2 separate regions of the Homo sapiens genome follow, and region 1 is linked to region 2. A link is a contact called in ENCODE Hi-C or POLR2A ChIA-PET data. All regions are on one chromosome and are shown on one strand. Each heading gives the region's core, a stretch centred on a gene start or an enhancer-like site at or near the end of the contact. The rest is flanking DNA. Distances are from core to core; before and after follow the strand shown.

Evidence for each region. Hi-C counts contacts between places; a loop is a spot of excess contacts on that map. ChIA-PET counts read pairs that join two places held with the same protein, here RNA polymerase II (POLR2A).
Region 1: a map of cardiac septum shows a loop between it and region 2 (2.0-fold over the local background). The contact joins the promoter of DIO2 here to the enhancer-like site in region 2. A Hi-C loop is called at or near these places in 1 of 168 maps with a recorded cell type or tissue (cardiac septum) and 1 of 37 single-sample maps with no recorded cell type. POLR2A ChIA-PET finds 5 or more read pairs at or near these places in 2 of 52 experiments (AG04450 and Panc1).

Annotation. Positions count from the first base shown.
Region 1 is chr14:80,210,097-80,212,796 of GRCh38, forward strand. DIO2 (iodothyronine deiodinase 2) reads right to left here and starts at 1,408. Exons shown (of 2, transcript NM_013989.5): 1 at 1,155-1,408. The coding sequence starts at 1,376. DIO2-AS1 (DIO2 antisense RNA 1) reads left to right here and starts at 1,323. Exons shown (of 9, transcript NR_038355.1): 1 at 1,323-1,392.
Region 2 is chr14:80,163,869-80,166,592 of GRCh38, forward strand. No RefSeq gene overlaps it. Among named protein-coding and RNA genes, the nearest start is that of DIO2-AS1, 46 kb to the right of the region's middle. Within about 2 kb of position 1,288, at least 2 of the 41 ENCODE cell types and tissues checked have a DNase peak (open chromatin) inside an H3K27ac peak, as active enhancers do.

The DNA of each region.
Region 1 (2,700 bases), core at 158-2,657, 46 kb after region 2:
TTTTTCTGGCATCTTGGGCAAGGTCCCACAACACTTTTAGGGAAACCAAGATTGTCTATTTTGATAACTACTTTTGCCAAAATAGTTCATTCTTCTCAAGCCTGGTTGAGGGGGTGGAGGGGACCTTTAGAAGTCATATGGGCATAGCAGGTGGGGGAAAACTGACAAAAGACCAGGGCGAAAATCATCCTCTGTGCCCCTGAAGATCTTAGTTGAAAATGCTCTACTAACATCTCTCACCAGCAAAAAGCCTGGAACACAGTATTTTTCACTTAGAAACTAAGATCACTACCTCTGATTTTGAGAGAGCAGCCCCTGGGCACTACCTGAGCAGGTAAGGGAGACCACTGCTCTAATGCTCATAACAGCTCTGAGATTTAATGAATCACAGACCCATCATCTCTTTCTAGGGCAACGTATTTTATTTTTGAGAAACAAAGTAAAGGAGGCTTCCCTTACAAATGCTGGATTTCTGACAGCTAGTTTTCAGACTTTTCTTTCGCAAGTTGATATCTAGTAACTCAGGATCACTGCCTGAAAATCGCTTCCAAAGGGTTCAAATTTGAATCAATGTAGAGGAGGTGGCACACAGCTGCTTGCTTTCATTAACTCTTACCTCTACCAGAAACCAAGCAGCTATGATGCCCAATCACAATTTCTATGACCACTTTCTTATCTTGTCAACTCTCTGAGAGTTCTGAGTAGCATTTCTCATTTCTTGCTTTTCAGTACCCACCCCTCGAACATACTTCCTCAGTGTACCTCAGCCTCCCATCAAGCAAAAAATCAAAATTCCAGTTTATGGCAAGAGCAGAATAAATGCAGCAGTCTCCTCTTCTCCATCATTTTCTGACTTTTCCCAAGTTATCGTACCAGCACAATGCCTTCTACTCCCAAATCACAGCAAGATATTAATAACCCTTAGTAGAAAGATTCCTTATTAGGTCACACAGAGTCATTATGGCTTAATAGCTGTCACCCTCCCAAGCTAACCTGTGCAACAGGTGTGGAAAGTAAACTTAGAGGCTCACTTGGCAACCCCACAAATAGGGCTTCACAGCTCTCCCCCCAATGCTCCCAATGGCCTCTGGTCCCCAGCATATGAGCCCCTGCCCCTGTAGACCTAGGGAGAAGCCCTTCTCAGCTCAGCTCACCTGTTTGTAGGCATCGAGGAGGAAGCTCTTCCAGACGCAGCGCAGTCCCTCTGAGGTCAGCATGCGCCGCCACTCTCCGCGAGTGGACTTGGAGCGGCTCAACAGCAGCACCACGTGCTTGAGCAGAATGACCGAGTCATAGAGAGCCAGGAAGAGGCAGTTGGAGAAAAAAACTGGCAGAATTTGCAGTGTGATCAGCAAGTCTACGCTGAGGATGCCCATCTTCTCTGCCTCCTGAGTCAGTTCCCTTGTGCGCTCTGGTTCCCCTTCACCCTCTTATTTAAAAGGGGGGTGGTGATAAAGGGGGTGGGGGAGGTAAGGGGGAAGGTTGGGGGTTGGGGGAGAAGGGGAAAAAAAACTAAATTAAAAGGAAGCCCAAGTTGTCTCCTCTTTCAAAGAAGCAGAAATGGCAAGACTAAGTCCAGTCTCTCCAGCCCAGCAGTTGGAGTGTGCCCATCAATTCATTCAATTCGGAGCTGCTGCCTTTTTTTTTTTTTTTTTTTTTTTTTCAGGATTTAAGATGTTAAAAAAAAAAAAAAAAAAAAAAAAAAAAAGCTGGCGTACTCGTCCCTAATCCAGTTACCTCTGTCAGAGTCCGTTAAAGACAGGCAGTTCTACTTTCATTTCCAAGCACCTATGAGACTGTGGCAGAGATTTTAAAATTTTCTTTAGCCTTTCATTGTCTCTATGCTCTTTAAACGTAGCCTGTTTCTTTCTTGAATTGCCAGAGTTTTTTTTTTTTTTAAATGTGCTTTAAGGGTAGTTTTTTTTTTTTCTTTCTTTACTCCGTTTTACACACACTTTCTGTGCTTCTCTTTCTCCCAGTCTCACTCTCTCCCTTCCCCAGGAGCGACTGACTCCTCTTTTTTCTCACTCTCTGTCTTTCCCTTCTTGCTATCTGTCTGTGGTGCAAAGTGCCTCTCTCTGCAGCCCAGTGAGTCTCCCTGACGCCTTTTATACATTCCCTGGCTAATTGCTGCAATAGAGAAGTGAAAGCCTAATCTTGGTAAAGATCTTGACGTCATTGAGAAAGAGGGCTTTACTTTGGCCAGGATTGCAGTGAATAGAAAAGCAAAACTCGACAACTTTTTTTTTTTAGAAGGGGTTGGGGAGAGACAGTGGAATTTTGCTTTGTGATTTAAAGAGAGAAAAAAACTAATACCCTTGACAGCCTTCAGGAAATGCTTCCAAACTTTGGGAAAAGTAATTTAATATAATGTGCAGATTGATATGGCCAACACTCTCTCTTCTGATTATCATTATCATTAATTTATGAGGGGTTTTGGAAAGAAAGGATCCTGGAAGGCAGGTAGAAAAAAGGAAGAGTTATCACAGGCGGTCTTTGCTCTGTTTCTTGGAAAATATGAACATTTATATACAATCTTTATACCTTTATACCATGACTCCAACCCTTTGTAAGATCTGTGACCTAGGTCCTTTAAATTTTTTTGAGTCATTATCTTATTTAAGAAAATGCAAAATGAGTTGTAGGTGGAAAACTTGTAAACTATTTGAGTACCATCCCAGCATTTCTTTAAAGCTTCTT
Region 2 (2,724 bases), core at 38-2,537:
GATAATCAGTCATCAGTTGAGGTTAGGGCTGTGTCTTTGTATTTATTTAATGCCAGAGGTGATTTTGACATGCAGCTAATTTGGAAAACCACTATCATAGGATGTAAGAATAAATGTGAATCTTCTCTTAGCAATAACCATATATTTCCCATAGTTTCTCAAGTTAAACTTATAATTTAAATAATTAAAACATTGCTTTATAAGAACCCAGTGGAAGACATCCAAAATATCTATGAGAATTGTTTCCAGAAGATAGATGGTAGGCACTATGAATGTAGGGCTGTTGCTGGCTGAACTGAGCTGTGCAGGCTTCATAGGGCAATATTATTTGACCTTGCCCTGGTAAGTGGATACAATTGGATAAGAGCATAGGACAGACCACTTCAGACATGTGGAAGCAGCAAAAACAGTCACAGTTGGGAAAGCAGCAGGCAGAGACAAGGGATAAGAAGCAGGCCAGCATAGCTAGAGCAGAAACAATGAAGGAAAAATCCAGAGCAGCATAACAAAATTCTAAACTGTGCACTGTGAGCTCAAAGTGCTATGGAAATTCCAAAAAGAGAGTCATTTGGTTAGAACAGCCAAGAAGACTTCATGAAGAAAGCAGAACTTGAGCTGGGTCATGAAGGACAGTGGGATTCTGTTAACCAGAGAGGAAAGGGGAAAAAATTATTTTTATTTTGATGTTTCTAAAATCCAGCTGACAAAATAAAACACTACCTGGCTGAAATATTCTATTTTTTGTGTAGATGTACCAAGGTCTTATGTGTACAGTTTGATTATTGTAAAATTTTATAATTTTATTATCCAATTTGTTTAAATGTCTATTTACCACATAGTGCTTGAGTAAGCTTTTAGTGAATAATTTTTAATATAAGATAATATTTTAAAAAACTAAATCAAGAAAAAATACAAATAAAAACAAGCATTAAGGAAACAGAGGAATATAAATATATAAGCATGTAAGCATGGATATATAACATAATTAGTTTATGTTAGCCATAATTTTTCTCAGAGTGTCCTGGAAATTCAACCAAAAACAGAAACTCAATGAGTTACACAATTCTCAGTATCTCTAAGAAGAAATTATACTAATTTTTCATGGGAAGAAAAATTTAGTCTGCACCTAGCGGTAGAAGAAATGTATCAACTGCGTTTAAATATTGAACCCTGTCGTCACCAATGGATTTTTTTATGTTTTCTTTATTGCAACCACAGAAGATAAACAAATCACAGAAGCTGCCCAATCGGTAGACCCATCGCAGTCTCTTTGGTGTACTTCATGACACATGAATCGCTCACCCACAGAGAGCCAAAGCAAACTTGATTTTCAATATTTTCCCTGCTGCTAGTCCTAAAACCCTGGAGGAACCAGGATCATCAGAAAGGAATGTTTCTGATGTGTCTATACAGAGATGGTTCAGCTGCTTTGATTTAATTAACAACCAGTCGATTCAATCAATTAACAATTTCATTCCATGAAAAACATTCCACCAAAATTTAGTAATATGAAAATGAAGTAACTCACTAATATCCCAGATTTTTATCTATTCATATGGCTATGTAGACCATGCAGAGAAACAGCTTTTTTTCTTTTCCTATTTTTTTTAGTTCAGATCTGAATATTCTTGAGGAGTGACTAATTATCTCATGATAATGATAAACATCTGCTCCATGCTTTCAGAACTTCACAAGTATAACCATCCTGTGAGATTGTGTTTTCACCTGTGAAACAGGAGGTTCAATGACTCGAAAAAGTCTAAGATGTAGTTATTAATAGACGAGGAGGAGGTATGGTGTTATACAAAGAGCTTTGGAGTCATATTAAACAACAGTTTATTTTCCAAATCCTGCATTTACTGGTAGGGTGGCTTGATATCATCTGCCTAGTTCCAAATTGTAAACTCTATACTCTCAATATTGGTTTCCACCTTTGGCCCTTCAGATTTAGCTTTTATTTTCATTCTCACTTGAAATTTGGTCCTTGGCTCTATTCTTACTATTTTTGACTGTGCCAGCTCCCCTGGCCTCATTATCTTCTTGTTGTCTTGAATCACAACACCCGTACAACTATCTAACTCCAGCAAAACAGAACTCAACCCTTAGGCTGGTCCCTTAGCTAGAGCAGCCCAAACTACTGGCAAGGCATCCATGCACAACACAGGCAACTCCCACAAGCAGTAAACACTAGCACAGGACTCATACCAAATGGCGGGGCACAGGGGAAGACTGGGACAAAAAAGAAAAAAAAGAGGACCAGCTGGGCATGGTAGTTCACGCCTGTAATCCCAGCACTTTGGGAGGCTGAGGCGGGTGGATTGCCAGGTCAGGAGTTCAAGACCAGCCCGGCCAAGGTGGTGAAACCCCATCACAACTAATAATACAAAAATTAGCTGGGTGTGGTGGGGGGCTCCTGTAATCCTAGCTACTCGGACGGCTGAGGCAAAGAATTGCTTGAACCCAGAAGGCGGAGGTTGCAGTGAGCTAAGATTGCACCACTGCACTCCAGCCTGGGTGACAGAGCGAGACTCCATCTCAAAAAAAAAAAAAAAAAAAAAGACCAAAACACAAATAACACAAATATATAATATACATTGATACATGCCCAAAACAACACAAGTCCCTTACCCTGGAGGAAAAAAAAAAAATGTGTTTACATGGATTTAAAGTGAGAGTCTGTAAGCAAAATCTCATAAGCAAATGTAAATTCAAAATTCTCTCCAC